Linked DNA regions of Mus musculus: region 2 is linked to region 1. Evidence: chromatin loops called from intact Hi-C (ENCODE). Cell type or tissue: left cerebral cortex. All regions are shown on one strand.

The links. Peaks named below come from ENCODE experiments on the same cell type or tissue, not always from the same donor. Only the 100,000 strongest peaks of a DNase experiment are listed, where the experiment ranks them.
Region 2: a loop joins it to region 1, with 3 times the contacts of the local background. A loop is called at or near these places in 4 of 42 quality-filtered maps.

What each region holds. Positions count from the first base shown.
Region 1 is chr8:123,061,789-123,069,788 of GRCm38, reverse strand. Spg7 (SPG7, paraplegin matrix AAA peptidase subunit) reads right to left here and starts at 4,281. Exons shown (of 17, transcript NM_153176.5): 1 at 4,080-4,281; 2 at 3,214-3,316. The coding sequence starts at 4,262. In left cerebral cortex, CTCF peaks have their summits at 3,289 and 4,430; DNase peaks (open chromatin) are centred at 4,045, 4,350 and 5,084; H3K4me3 peaks cover 2,465 bases; H3K27ac peaks cover 1,878 bases.
Region 2 is chr8:122,605,960-122,613,959 of GRCm38, reverse strand. Galns (galactosamine (N-acetyl)-6-sulfate sulfatase) reads left to right here and starts at 2,473. Exons shown (of 14, transcript NM_016722.4): 1 at 2,473-2,732. The coding sequence starts at 2,622. Trappc2l (trafficking protein particle complex 2-like) reads right to left here and starts at 2,334. Exons shown (of 5, transcript NM_021502.2): 1 at 2,267-2,334; 2 at 722-894; 3 at 1-39. The coding sequence starts at 2,299. In left cerebral cortex, CTCF peaks have their summits at 2,556, 3,563 (motif pointing right) and 7,837 (motif pointing left); DNase peaks (open chromatin) are centred at 2,058 and 2,423; H3K4me3 peaks cover 1,849 bases; H3K27ac peaks cover 1,531 bases.

The sequences.
Region 1 (8,000 bases):
ACACACAAACATAGAGGCAAAAACACTTACATACGTAAAATAAGTAAGCCTAGAAAATGTTTTACGATAAAACAACAAGCTGGCTAGCCAGGTACAGTAACCCATGCCTGTAACATAGCACTCTGAGGGCTGAGGCAGAGACTGAGGCTTAAATTCAAGGCCATGTGGGCTACAAAATAAGTTGTACTGAGCTACATGAGACTGTCTCCAGCCGGGCAGTGGTGGTGCATGCCTTTAATCCCAGCACTTGGGAGGCAGAGACAGGCAAATTTCTGAGTTCGAGGCCAGCCTGGCCTACAGAGTGACTTCCAGGACAGCCAGGGCTACACAGAGAAACCCTGTCTCAAAAAAAAAAAAAAAACAAAACAAAAAACAAACAAACAAAAAAAAAGAGACTGTCTCCAAAAAGGAAACAAAAACAAAAAATATTTTTTTAAAATTGTCTTCTCTGAGAGAAAAAAAAATTACAGGATGTAGGTCAGTGGTAGAATACGTGCTGGGTTTAATCCCTAAACACACACACACACAAGTTACAGACATAAGTTTGAAAATATCATGCGTGAACAGAGAATGATGTAAATCTGCTTTGAGTTTATACAGATACATGACACAATGGTGTTGGCATCTGTGGTAACAGCAGCAGCCCCCTTGCCATTGCCAAGGACAGGCTGGCAGAAGGTGGCACGCACACCAGGAAAGGCCTGGGTTTGTCCAAAGTCTCAACAGATCAGAGAGAAAAGTCACCACGGCATCAAGTCTGTTTCTTCTTAAAATAAATAAATAGTTTTAGCCAGGTGTGGTAGCATATGCTTTTAGCACTTGGGACTCAGAGGCAGGCAGATCTCTTGAGTTTGAGGCCAGCCTGGTCTACAAAGCAAGTCCCAGGACAGCCAAGGAGATAGAGAAACCCCATTCCAGATAAAAAAAAAAAAAAAACAACCCAAATGAACAAAAAATTAAAAATTGATTAAAAAAACTAAAACCAATTTTTTTTCTGAGTGTTTCGCCTGCCTGCTTGTATGTGTATCATACACGCCTATTCCTATGGAAGTCAGAATCCAGAGTCCCAGACTGTTGTGAGCTGCCCCAAGTGGGTGCTGGGAACTAAACTCAGCTCTTCTGGAGAGGAGTAGATGTTCTTAACCTATGAGCCACAGTTCCAGCCCCAAGTCTAGTTTTCTTCATAAAGACTTTAGCAGCTTGTCAGGTGTGGTATCACACGCCTTCAATCCCAGCACTTGGAAGGCAGAGGCAGGCAGATCTCTGTGAGTTCAAGGCCAGCCTGGTCTACAGAGTGAGTTCTAGGGCAGCCAGGGCTACATAAGAAACCCTGACTCAAAAACAAACAATCAGAAGCAAAACTGCCTTCCTCCCGCTAGAAGTCAACACTGAAGTTCTGGCAGGAGAGGTGTATTATGTGTCCGATTTACATCAGTCACAGAGCAGGGGAAGAAATTCAAATGAAACTCAGCAGGTGAGCCCACTGCCAACACAGGCTGTTCCCTTCAAGTTAGGGTCGAGGCATTCCACTGTTCCTCATTCCAACTGGGCAACAAACCCGAATGTCCTTTGAGCTAAAGCAGAGGGTCTGTAGAATTTTAATCCCAGCATTGGGGGGCAGAGGCAAGACCTGAGTTTGAGGACAGCCTGGTCTACAGAGTTCCAGAACAGCCAGGGCTACACAGAGAAACCCTGTCTCCTAATAATTAAATAACTTGTTTGTTTTAAAAAGCAATCCAGAAAGAACAACAGCAACAACAATGGAACTTAATGTTTTATTTATTTTTTAAGATAAAGTGATTTTCATATGTGGGTGTTTTGCACGTACGGCTGTATACTGTGTGTGCAGCACTCGTGAAGGCCAGAAAAAGGGGTTGGATCCTCTGGAGTAGGCATTACAGATGGTTGTGAGCTGCCATATGGGTTCTGGGAACCAAACCTGGTTCCTCTGGAAAAGTAGCTCTTAACTGCTGAGCCATCTCACTAGGCCACACCACTTAGATTTTGTAAATGAGGGCTAATAACATGGTTCAAGATGCAGAGGGACTTTCTGCCAAGCTTCATGACCTCAATTTAATTCCTAGAACCCACAGGGAGTATCCCTGCACTCTGTGTGCTCACGCTCTCTCTCTCTTTCTGTCTGTCTGTCTCTCTCTCTCTCTGTCTCTCTCTCTGTGTCTCTGTCTGTCTCTGTCTCTGTGTCTCTCTCTGACACACACACACACACACACACACACACACACACACACACGGGGTGGGGGGCGGGGAAACAAAATAAAACACTTAAAGTGAGCAAAGAGAAGTCTAGGCCTGGTAGCACATACCTGTAATCCCAGCACCTGGAGGGTGAGAACAGGAGGATTCTAAGTTCAAGGCCAGGCTGGACTGCAAATTAATGCCTTGTTTCAAGAAAACAAAACCAAACAAACCAGTCTGCAACCCCCAGGTGAGGAGTGGGGTCTCACGTGCTCCCATTGGGAAGGGACAGGCAGGATGATCAAGGAGTGCTCACAGCCCCTAGCTATACATTTCACTTCAGATTATCCATAACAGGGCTAACATAGCTCACAGCACAAAGAACCAAAGGTTACAATGAAAATATAGCTTAGTTGTTAGAGTACTTGCTTACCATGCCCAAAGTCCTGAGTTCAATCCCTAGCTTCACATAACACTGGACAGAGTGGTACATACCTGTAACCTCAGGACTGAAGAGGGTCACAAGTTCAGGTGTTTTGTTTTTTAAAAGAATCAAAGGTACTCTTAGTGGCTGGGTGTTCCTAGTCTTCTGGTCAGTGTCTAACTAGTGACGTTCTCCTATGTCACTTGTCACCTGCCAAGGAGCCTCCACTCTTAGACTAGAGTGCATGCACACAGCCTGAGATGGTGGATGCTGCTGCACACACAGCATGGCCTTCTGCTCCTAGGCTACTCTACTGAACATCACAGCGAGCCCTGCTCACTGCAGCAAGTGCTGTGCTCTCAGACAACATAAAACCTTTTGTTTTTTTGGGTGGGGGGTGGGGGTGAGCAGGGGGCCAGCAGGGTTTCACTAGCTAGTTCTGCCTGACCTCCAACTGGCAGCCCCTGTTTTAGTGCTGAGATTACAGGCATGTAAGACCTGGTTTGTTTGGTTTTGTCCTCTTCCACTATGCTCTTATAGGACTACAGTAAAACCTGTGTCCCTCAGTAATGGACCATGCAATGCATACACACCTGAAAGCGGCCACAGTCTGACTGCATTTGGAACTATATGCTGTTTCAGTAACAATCCGCTAATACCTTCAAAGCTAGGGGTCAGTATTCGCAATAGCAAACTCTGTAAAAAGAGAAAAAGACCGAGGTAACACTAAGACCATATACCACAACAACACAGGCCTAATCAAAGTCCTTGCCTAGCATGCAGAAAGCTATGGATTTGATCCCCAGTACCTCCTTAAAACTGGGTACAGTGGCGCATGCATGTAATCCCAGCACTTGGGAGGGGATGCAGGAGCATCAAAAGTTCAAAGTCATCTTCAACTGTGTATTGAGAATCTCTCCCTCCTCGGTTTCCATCCTAGAACTGCCTCCCAAGAAGGGGAGGGGCCAAGGGAAAGTGTCAATCAACTCCATCAATGAATTTCACTGGACTCAGCCACAAAACAAAACAAAAAAACCGAAGAAACAAAAGTCAATTAACTTTCACCCACAGCCCAGTTTGAGTCTCCAATTCACAATCTTCCTGGCCTCGTCCTACCAGCAAATACTGAAATTGCAAGTGTGCACCACCTATGTGGGCAAAAGGATCGGGAGTCCAAGGGCTGCTCCGAGTACACATGAACGCCTGCCTCCAGACCAGAAAGAAGAGGACGGAAAGGCACGGGTGACCAGGACTCAGTTTGAAGCCGCCAGGGACAGTGATACAGGGCGTCTCTCTCACACACGCCAGGGAGAGACGAACCACCCGAGGCAGATGCTGCCTCCCGTCCCGGGGAGCCCACAGCAGCCATCCTCCTGCGGAAGAGCGAGGTGCAGGCGCACTTCCGGTCGGCGCGGACCGACCCGCCACACCCGCCGCCGCCGGGCTCCGAGCGGGTTACCTGAGGCGCGTGGCCTCCAGCCGCAGCCGGGCCAACCGGAGTCCCGCGGGCCGCGTACGGCCGCCTGGCCCCAGCCCCGGACGAGAGGCCTGGGCCCCTGCCTGAGAGCAGGCCCCACAGCCGTCGGGGCCGGGGCTCCGGGCCGGGGCGGAGCCCGCGAAGCAGCAGCAAGGCGGCCGCCATGGTGCCGAAAGCGGCGCCTGCGCAGTGCGGCTCCGGCCGCCCTAACGGTCAGGTTTTTGAGGGCGGCCTCCCTTTGCGCTTGCGCGGGGTTGAAGGTCGCGCGCTCCTGGCGACGCCTGCGCGGTCCGAACCGTCTGGTATCCGCAAGGTTAGCTGCGAAACCTCGAGAGTCAGCAGGGTGCGCAGCGCGAAAGCTAGCAGCCCGCAGCCTGCGGGTTCACGTAGAGACAGGCTACGGTTACCCGGTATTTTTCTCTCTTGTGTTTTATTAACAGTCCAAGTTGCGGTTTCCAGTACTTGGCAAGTGGATACACGATTCGCTTTTCACGTTATCTCTTTCTTTGGGGTGCGATTTGGTGGTTCCTGTTGGCCACTTCCGTCCTTCCTGTACGTATTTATTTTGTTGTTTCTCTGTGTGGTGCTAGCTGTCCTCTCGCTGTAGACCAGACTGACCTCGAACTCGGAGATCCACCTGCCTCTTGGTTTTGGTTATTTGTTTTTTTAAATACAGTATCGCTGTGCAACAGTCTGGCTTCAAACTCAAGCTCCGTCTCCTGTGTGCCGGCCTGACAAGAATGAACCAGTTTTTCTGAACATCAGAGATCCGGGGGATGCCCCTGGCTGGCTACAGAATCAACTTAGAGCCAGTGGTGTGTGAGACCACAGGGCAGCAGCTACATACAGAGTAGGAAAACGGTGCCCTCAATCTTAGAGAGGGAGGGAGGGGGGCTCCTAAAGTCGGAACTGGAGGGGCTGGAGAGATGGCTCAGCTGTTAAGAGCACTGGCTGCTCTTCCAGAGGATCCAGGTTCAATTCCCAGCACCCACATGGCAGCTCATGACCATCTGTAACTCCAGTTCCAGGGGATTCGACAACCTCCCACAGACATACATGCAAGCAAAACACCAGTGCACATTAAATAAAACATTTAAAGTGGTGATTGGACCCGTGTCCTCTGGAAGAGCAGACAGTGCTCTTAACCACTGAGCCATCTTTCCAGACCCCTCCCCCCCTTATAGCCATTAGTGGTCTACTACCCATTTCTCCAACTCCCTTAGCATCAGGCAACCACTAGCATTCTTTGTTCCTGTGGACTGTGTTTATGACCAAATTAAGAGCCCCCTTAATTATACTCACTGCCCCTGAGGAGCACCCGTCATCCCGAGCTTCATACCATTTGGCTTTGACAGTTCATTTGTGCAGAGACAGAAGGGAGAGCTTGCTGTCCCACCCATGGACAGCTGCAATCCCAGGCCTGGGCAGGGCCACTGAAGCTCTGAGTCCTGCTAGTCCATGCCAGGCTGGTGCCTGGTAGTCTAACTGCAGAAAGCCCCCAAAGCAGTCTCGGTGCCTTTCCTTCCACTCCATGTCTTTCTGTACTCTCCAAGTCCCTTAACACTAAATAATTCAAACAATAAGCCTTCTCGGTGCTGACTGGTGCCTGGCTTCATGTCAAGCAAACTCTCTGAAGTAAATAAATAAATAAAAATTATCTTACTATGTAGTCCTAGCCAGTCTCAAACTCACAAGAGATCTCCCTGCCCCTGCCCCCTCAGGGCTGGATCAAAGGCATGCACACACCGTGCCACGCAGAAGTGAAAGTTTAAATCATTTAATTGTATGGGCTGAGTGTTTTACCTGCTTATATGTAAGTGTATATGTGCCAGCCTGGTGCCCTCAGAGGTCTGAACGTGACATTGAATGCCCTGGAACTGGAATTTTAGGTGATTGTGAACCCCCGGGTGGTGCTGGGGATCAATCTGGGTCCTCCAAAAAAGCAACACGCGTCCATCTCTCCCGCTCCGTAAATATTTTAGTTCATTTCTATACGTGTGGATGTTTTGCCTGCATGCAAGGCACCTAGTGTGTGCCTGGTGCTTAGGGAGGCTAGAAGAGGGCATCAGATCCCCTGGCACTGGAGTTACAGATGGTTGCGAGATGCCATGTGGGTGCTGGGAATTAAACCCAAGTCCTCTGGAAGAGCAGCTGGTGCTCTAAACCACTGAGCCATGTCTCTAGCATTTGAAGTAAAGAGTGTATTTTACAGATTTAGAAAAAAATAGAGCCAGGAGTAACAGTTGTGCACCAAGCACTCTGGAGGTGGATAGAGGGTACTGTCTTCAGTGTAAGTGAGCCGGCCCATCTTGGGAAAAGTGTTTCCTCAAGATTAAATAAACAACTAAAAATGAAAAATATTTTAAGACAATTTTTAAAAACAGGCTAGGGAACTGGCCCTGTGAACAAAGGGCGTGGTGGGAAGCCTTCCATGTAAATTCAGTCTCCAGAAAGGATGGAAAGTCCACACGCATTGCAAAATCTGTCATCCCAGCCTCCTTCCACAAGGAGACGAGATCAGCTTATAACCGCGAGCTTTTCCACCTGTGCCCCAGTTCCCAAATAACTCAAAGGCTTAACATTAATAATAAATGCCTAGGCCATAAGCTAGCTCGTTCCCCAGCTAACTCTTAAGTTAATATCCCGTTTATTCTAACCTGAGTTCCACCTCGTGGCTGGCTTCCTCTCCTCAGCTTCTTGTGCCCATGTCCTCCGTGTTCCAGTGGTGAGAAAGCCACCTGCCTGGCTCTCTCTCCACTGGAAGTCCCGCCTTCTAATCCTGCCTCAGCTTATTGACCATCGGCTTTGTATAGACAGGTGGTGCTTCCACACAGTACACAGGAGATTAGCCCTACATCTCCCCCTTTTAGTACAATAAAAGTCTCTTTCTCTAACTTCAATAAGCTGCATATAATAAGAACAATTATGCCTTTAATCCCAGCACTTGGGAGGCAGAGACAGGCGGATTTCTGAGTTCAAGGCCACCCTGGTCTACAGAATGAGTTCCAGGACAGCCAGGGCTACATAGAGAAACCCTGTCTCAAACAAACAAACAAACAAAAAACGAATTATGAAAACTATCAGGTAAGATTACATTCACAATGTCCAGTCCAAATGCATTTAGCAAACTTGGAGAAAGTATTCCACTCTCTACCCCACCGTGGTGAGTTCAAACTTCTCTACTTAAATCATCTCCTATCATAACTTGGGTTTATCAACCCATAAATATCTTTTTGGACCTTTAAACATTTTCTTAAATCCTAAACAACTTAAGGTTAATGGTGAGACTCTATCTAGTCTTCAACCCCATCAAAAACCTGTGACAGGTGAATATTAGCCACATAAACAGGAAGTGCAGAGCAAGCAGCTCACAAAACTGTAGAACTGACAGCAGTCGTTAGCTCCCTGGACAGTCACCACCACACTTCTGCAGTGTTGCGGCACCGTCTCTAGGCTTTAGACCCAGGATAAATGGCAGACTTTTTGTGAAGCAGGAGTCAGGAAGGACTGCTAGCCCTGTCTTAGCAAAGCATGGCAGTAGACTTCCCTGCATTGTCTGCCCACAGCTTGGACAGCATTCTGTCTGAAGGGAGGCAGAGCTAGCTTGGCATGTTTGAAGCAAACTGTATGGAGGTTCTTCAATCTTTATCACCCACTTTCATGTAGTGTGGGGTGCTGCCAGGGGCGGGCAGGTCTCACTGCCAGTGACATGGAGTGTGGGGTGCTGCCAGGGGCGGGCAGGTCTCACTGCCAGTGACATGCAGTGTGGGTGCTGCCAGGGGCGGGCAGGTCTCACTGTCAGTGACATGGAGTGTGGGTGCTGCCAGGGGCGGGCAGGTCTCACTGTCAGTGACATGTAGTGTGGGTGCTGCCAGGAGCGGGCAGGTCTCACTGTCAGTGACA
Region 2 (8,000 bases), 460 kb after region 1:
ATGACAAATTTCACCTTGGAATTGGTCACATACCCATATCTGCACGGCTGGTTAAGGAACAAGCCTTGGCACAGAGGCTGTGTGACTGCATACGACACACACCGCATCACAATCAAGAGCCTGCAAGACCTTTGTGAACACTCATTTCAGAGAAGCCTAATACCTGGAGTCAGAGGAAGTGCCAGGCTTGGGTGGCTTGGCAGGAACCATGCAGGTGTGCACCTGAACTGGGGAACAGCCCAGCCTCCTTTTGAACTGATCCTGGGCTTGGGATGTTAACTTTTGCCATCAGTGTTAACACAGTGACTGCAACACCAGTGTCACTGTGGATAGGCTACAATTAATCCCCATGTGAATGTCCTTGGATTCTATGGTCTTAATCATTTGTCCAAAAGGAATGGCCAAGAATTTACAGCGTCACACGAGACTGAGCCTAACAACAGTATCATGAAACAATCGCCCTTGATTCAAAGTTGGTGGCCTCTAGTGAGCCCAGAGAAGCCCAGATTCCCACTATGTCAACTTGCATCCTCCTGGATGCTCAGACTTGCTTTTCCAGGGACTCTTCCAATTAAAGGGAGACAATGTCCAGAGGCTTCCATTAGCTTCGGGCCACCTGCCTGCCTGACCAGCTGAAACCCCTGACACGTTTTCTTTGCCAGCGTTTCCTCCCAGATCCTGCTCCGTGAGTGCAGGATGGGTGCTGAGCAGTGGTGGATACACCTTGTAGTCCTCGGTGGGGTAGAGCAGGCCCAGGTACAGCTCCCTCTGGTCCACCAGTGCTTTCCCCATGGCAGAGATCTTCTCGTCTACCACATCCAGAGACGTGTGCACCATGTAGTGGAACTTGAGCTCACTCTCTGTCGGAGTGCTTCGGATGTACAGAGGGTAATTCTGCAGGAAGAGATGGCAGCCCACCCAGTGAGTTCGGGCTCTAAGGGCAAAGTCAAAGCACTCGTGTGCTCTCAGCCTGACAATGACTCTCTACTGCTTAATGCACTGTGGCATGCTGCCTTCAGCGACATAACTGAACCTAAGGAAGACTGTCTGCAGAGAGTGGACTATAAAGATAAAACTGGGTGGTGTGGCACTTGCCTGACATGCACAGGGCACTAAGTCCAATTCCCAGTGCCAAAAAGAAAAGCAATATGGGACCAGAGATGTAACTCCGTAGTGGAGTGCTTGAGTCGCAGCATTAAGCCCTAGTTCTCTCACCTGTACCAGAAAGGAGGAGGAAGGGAGGGTGGAAGCAGTAGAGACAAATGCACAGGGGCAGGAAGTGAGCAGAAATGACTCCGGAATGCCAACCTGAGCACAGCCTAACAACATACCCTGACACTTCTCTTCCTAGGATCACCTCTGCCTCAACCACCAGCACACTCTGTAGTGTCATCCTAACAGCAGGGGCACTAGCTATTTCTTAACGTGCCACACTAGGGTAGTGGTCTGTTCTCAGTGCTTCGAGACATTGAATGAGTCTCCAAATCAGGACCCTTCAGCATAGATACTGGACTTCCTCCTCCTGAGTTTATCAAAGCAGCAGCTGCCTATGACATGAGTTTTGGTTTTGGTGGCCTCCTGGGGGTATAACTCCCTCTTTCATACTGACAGCTTCACAGCAGTCTAATCCCTAATGGCAGATCTCAGAAAAAGCCTAATAGGGATACAGGCTTCATGCAACAGGATATTGTGGCCCTCTGGAGCTGTCTTAGCATCCATAAACAGCTTTCCGGAAAGAAATGAATATATATGTTGGCCAGCAAGATGACAGTTGGGAATAGAGGGTACAAAGGGGAGAGGGATGCTGTCTAGAGGTTTGCAGGCCTTCACGGTGGAGTAGAAGGGTGCAAAAGACATGAAGGGGACTATCCTAAGGCAAAGAAAAGCACTTGGATTCTAGGCTGACTTGAGCCGCGCCAGGCTTATATTTAAATAGCGCCGGCTGGGCAGCCAGGGGACGGTCCGGAAGGCGGGGCAGAAAGACCGGACGCGGAAGGCAGCTGAGGCCGTGAAAAGAACGCGTAGAGCGACGGGTGGCAGGCTGCAGCGACCAGCTAAGCTTCCCGGGGGATCTCAAAACCCGGAGGCGGAGGCCTGCAAACTGGCGGCGGACGGCTGTCAGCTGTCAGCGAAAGCGAGCCGGAAGGATCCTGATCATAGGGCTTGGCTGAGGCTTGGAGCTCAGAGTTGAAAAGATCAAGACCATGGCTGGAAGGAGGCCCGCCGCCCGCCGCCCGCCGCCCGCCGCCCGCAGCCTCTCACGCACCTCCTTGGCGATCACCGCGATGCACACCGCCATATTGGCAGGCTGTGCGCCACATCATGTGACCCGATGTGGAGGCAGGCCCCGCCCATTCTCCTCCCACCGAGGCTCAGAGCCCGCCTCTCTCTACCATGGCTCCGCCCAGACTCTCAGGTCCGGCCTTGGTCCCGCCCCTTTCCCGTAAGGCCCAGCCCACTCCCTTGTCACTCAGACAGCCTAGGCCCCACCTCTCCCTCTTCTTTTCTCCGTGGCCCTGCCCCTCCTCTCATTCTGCCGCCAGGGCCCGCCCTACAGTCCAAAAGGAACCGCGGCAGGCTTGGGACTGGGTCTTGACTCCTCAGCGGGAGCTTGGTTTGCTATGGCGGCCTGTACCGCAGCCCAGCAGCTGCTGCTGGTACTGAGTGCCCTAGGACTCTTGGCCGCAGGTGCTCCGCAGCCCCCCAACATCGTGCTACTGCTCATGGACGATGTAAGTGGGGCCACGCGGCGGGGGGACACGGAAGACACAGGGCAGCCACACGGCGGATGAGCAGTGACCCGAGGGAGGCCCAGAGCCCGGTGTCACATCTTTCACTGTTTCCGCAGTGGGGGTAGGTGTTCAGGGAGGCCCTTTTCTTCCTACTTCCCCTCCCGAGAGCGGGCTGACATTCTCCTCCCCTCAACAGGTGGCCCTGCCTTGGTGCCCACCTCCAGCCTGACCTCTGGGGGAACTCTGACCACAAAGTCAGGCATAGAATGTCACCTGCGAGTGCAGCCTGTGGTCATTTATGAATTCTGCCCTGGGGCATATCTCCCTCAGTGTCCCTGTCTGAGAAATCTGTCGCCCTGAAGTGACATGAAAGCTTAGAAATCAGTCATGTAGAACACTAAGTCAGATGGAACTATCCAAACAGAACTAGATGGACTGTGCCTTCCTCGCAGTCTCAGCCTGCCAGCCCCACCTCCACCCCCACCCCCCCACCCCCAGACACACACTGTGGAGTGACATCTGTTGGCTATTGTTAGAATCAGAGTCACATCCAGTTCAGGATGATTTGAAACAAATCAGAGGCTAATACCGGCCGAGGCTAATTAATAGCCAAACCAGCCCTCTGCAGGGCCTTCAGACCTGTGCTGATCCACACTTACCTCCTCAAAAAGGGGAGAGGGATGCTGTCTAGCGATCTGTGGGCCCATCAGAATGGAGAGGTGCTATATATGTAAAATAAGTTGAATTTTAGAGACTTTTAAAAAAAGATTTATTTATTATTATAGATAAGTACACTGTCGCTGTCTTCAGACACACCAGAAGAGGGTGTCAGATCTCATTATGAGTGGATGTGAGCCACCATGTGGTTGTTGGGATTTGAACTCGTCAGTGCTCTTACCTTCTGAGCCATCTCGCCATTCCAATTTTAGAGACTTAATAGGAGAAAAAGAAAGTAAACATCCCACTTGATAAACATTAGCTTAGTAGTTTTTTATTACTAAGAAAAATACAGATCTAAAAAGTCCTGTACATAAGTCCCACCACCCAGAAGCCACTGCAGGAAACCCCTTCCAGCTTCCCGTTCTTTGTGGATGCTGACTGTTCACACAATGGATGTCTGGCTTCTCTGGCTCCTGTCCTGGTCACTAATAGCAGACTTTGCACAGTAATGAGCAGTACTGAAGATCTATATATAGAGAGAGATTTCATACATATATAGTGCCTTTCAGTATTAAGTCGTTTTAGGGCCAAATCGCACTGGCTCGGTTTGTTTGTTTCCACTGGTTTGATCCAGAAGTACTGACTACAGGCTCGTCTGTCAGTTTTCTGCTCTTTTCCAAATGACAGCCTGTGAGGAGAGGTCTTCTCTGACACTCCCTTGAGACTCCTGAAGAACGTTGAACTGATAGACTTTGGGTAACTGAGTTAAGTAAATGTGCTCTTAGCTTTCATTTTGGCGTCCTTACTTTTTGTGTTTTGTTTGCTTGCTCTCTTGCTTGCTTTTTTGAAATAGGGTCTTGCTAAGTAGTGTTGGCTGGCCTGAAACTCACTCTGTAGCCCTGGCTGGCCTCAAACTCAATGCAATCCTCCTGCCTCCACCTCCCCAGTGCTGGGATTGCAAGCATGAGCCACCAAACCTAAAGACTTACCTAACTGCTTTTCTGATGTGGTGACTAGGAAATAAAGTCACATGGAAGGTCACAGTGCATTTCCGTTGGGCAGCTCCAGCTGAGTAGAGAGGTTTTTAGGTAATGGAATGTGACAAGCAATGACCAACGGTTTACCTGAAGGTGGTTGACTAGGAACCACCACCACCTACCTTCTGGATACCCGGGGGCTGTGACAGGAGGGTTCTTTGGAGTTGAATCCCAGAACATTGTACAAAACCCGGGTCTTGTCACGTAGAGACTTTTGATACAAATAACGGGAAAGGAACTCAATTAACTTCAGCAGCACTGGGAATCCCTGGCTTGACCAAGTAGACAACAGGGCACTCTGGCTTAAAGCAGGTAGCTTCAGGCTTCCCCTTTCATAAAGCTGCTGCTGTCTGTAAGCTGGCCCCTGGGAGCCCTGTGTCAGCCTCATGCCAGCCGCAGGCAACTCCCAGCTCACCTACTGTCAGCAACCTTAGTGGGACAATGGCTTTTGCTGACTTGGGCCTACTTCTAGGCCAAGCATGGGGAAGGGGTAGAGAATCTTCCGGACTGTCCAACAGGGAAGCTAAGTCCATCTCTTGAAAGGACACCTAGGTAGGGAGGCCTCCTGGGTTTCTACTTGACCTACTCCAGGTTGCCTGTGCCAGAAGAGGCAGGGATACCAGAAGGTGAGAAAAGTCCCGAGGTGCTCACTAGGCACAGATAAGAAGGTACAGCCTCAACAGTCCAGGAGCCTCCAGACTAGTGCCTTCTCTCCATACCCCTCCCTTCGGCCCTCTGTAGCTGCCTTTGCCAGGCTAATCATGTCTGAATCTGCAACGGGTGCTTATGTGTGTCTGGCTTCCCGAATATGCCACGGCTCCCATCTTGGCACTGTCTGACTGTCTCAAACTTAAATTCTTCAAGGATGGCCACTGACTCTAGACTGGTTGGCTATAGTCCTGTCCTACTCTGGTCATGAGTGCCAGCGGGCATGGTCTGGGTAAACCCAGTTTGTTTCCTGAGTGCCGTGGGGGTCAGGGGTGGGCATGCTTCCCAGGCTGCCTGCAGAGGAGAGAAAGAGTCAGAGGGGACCATAAGAGGGAGAGAGTCAGGCCATGGTCAGGGAAGTTTAGCTGCTCTGACTGACTAGCAATCAGGGGCTTTTTTATTTATACAAGTTTCACAGAACAAAAGCAAACCAATGATTAACCAAAAAGTACAGATCATAGATCATGTGTTTGATTATTTATAACACGTCCAGGGTTACAAGTTCAGTTACAATTAGAAAATACAAACAGAACAGATTTTATTCTTATTGTCAACCCTATAGCTCCAATTTAAAGAACTAAAGAATGTCTCCTCCAAGGTGGACATGTTTGTTATTATATGACAGCTTGCTTTATAGGCTGGCTGTGCTTGTAGGCTTTTTAAAAGTTATTATTTTATTTTATTTTTATGTGCATAGGTGAGAGGATGTCAGATCCCCTGGAAGTGTAGTCACAGACAGTTGCAAGCTGCCATGTGAGTGCTGGGAATTGAACCTGGATCCTCTGGAAGAGCAGCCAGTGCTCTAACCACTGAACCATCTCTCCAGCTTCCTAGTCTTTGTAGTTTTAAAGCACTCCATACAAACAGAAAATATCTGAGCCCATCTTTTTCTGAATAGCAAACACTACTTCCTGACTTCTTTTACAATATGTCTCGCAGGCTGCACTAAAAGTAGGGAAGGCTTATCTTAATCACTCTATCTTATTTAACTGAGTTTTATTCCTCCAGGGCGTGCCCTGCATCACCCCCTATCTTTAAACCATATATTCTGAGAGCTCTAAGCCTGTAATAAACACAGACCTTGAGGCCGTTTGTCAGATCCAGAGTTTGCCATTTGTCTGTTTACCCTGTACCAGTTGTAGTTTGAGTTTGCTCAGGGGCAGATACCCCACACACCCAAACCCCAAAAAATCCTGGAGTAATGACCTCATATGTTCTTATATGTGCTTAATGATCTCCAGGGCGTAAGGAAGCCTTCCAAATAGTGGCCAAAAAGACATAAAGTGAAGCCGGGTGTGGTGGCGCACGCCTTTAATCCCAGCACTCGGGAGGCAGAGGCAGTCGGATTTCTGAGTTCGAGGCCAGCCTGGTCTACAGAACGAGTGCCAGGACAGCCAGGGCTACACAGAGAAACCCTGTCTCGAAAAACCAAAAAAAAAAAAAAGACATAAAGTGAATCATAATGCGGGAAGTTCTCAAGAATGCAACACGCAGAGACCACAGTTTAAAAGTGAGAGGCCGAGCCGGGCGTGGTGGCGCACGCCTTTAATCCCAGCACTTGGGAGGCAGAGGCAGGTGGATTTCTGAGTTCGAGGCCAGCCTGGTCTACAAAGTGAGTTCCAGGACAGCTAGGGCTATACAGAGAAACCCTGTCTCGAAAAACCAAAAAAAAAAAAAAAAAAAAAAAAAAAAAAAAAAAAAAAAAAAAGTGAGAGGCCGAAAGACAACAGTCGCAGCTTTGCTGGAAATGTGTCCAGTGTCCAACAGCTGTGCTGGCTGCGTGACTCTCACAGTTTCCAGTGGCTATGGCTGTGCCACCTGAGAAGCTCCCATTAGAGAATAGGGGGTGGGTTCCCGAAACTAGTACGCTGAACCGTACGAGACCTATTCACCTGCCAGTCACATGGACTTGCAAAAGCTTCTACGGCCGGTTCCTGCAAAAGTACAGCATAATTAGAGTGTATGTGCAATCCCTTACCCCCTCCCGACTCACACTGCAAGCCCCACCTCGCAGCATGGAACGTGACTGGTTATTTCTCAAGACATACTCAGATATGCCCACCACTGCCTCTGCCTCAGAAGTGCTGAGATTAAAGGCGTGTGCCACCCCACTCTTTGTTTTTTTTTTTAAGATTTATTTGTTTATTTTATATATATGAGTAATTATAGCTGTCTTTAGATGCACCAGAAGAGGGTGTCAGATCTCATTACAGATGGTTGTGGTTGCTGGGAATTGAACTCAGGACCTCTGGAAGAGCAGTCAGCCCTATTAACCTCTGAGCCAACTCTCCAGCCCCTGCCCCTTGTTCTTAATTGAGATAAAATTCACAGAATACGTCTCTTGCACTGTGGGTTGTGTAGGTTGCTTCTCTAACTCTGGATAACGGAAGGGTGGAAGGTAGCATGCCTGTGGTAAGGAATGGGTTAAACACGAAGTAGAAGCATGCCTCTGGACAGCCATCCTCAGGAAGCCTATCATGGGATGTTGCTTCCAGTGGACACTGGGCATCCCCACCCTGGAAAAAGTGGTTTCCTGCACCAAAGCTGTGTATAGAAACCTTGATTCGGGCTGGAGAGACGGCTCAGTGGTTAAGAGCACCAACTGCTCTTCCGAAGGTCCTGAGTTCAAATCCCAGCAACCACATGGTGGCTTACAACCATCTGTAATGAGATCTGATGCCCTCTTCTGGTACATCTGAAGACAGCTACAGTGTACTTAGATATAATAATAATAAATAAATCTTTAAAAAAAAAAAAAAGAAAGAAAGAAACCTTGATTCATGGGGGCTGGAGAGATGGCTCAGTGGTTAAGAGCACTGACCGTTCTTCCGAAGGTCCTGAGTTCAAATCCCAGCAACCACAT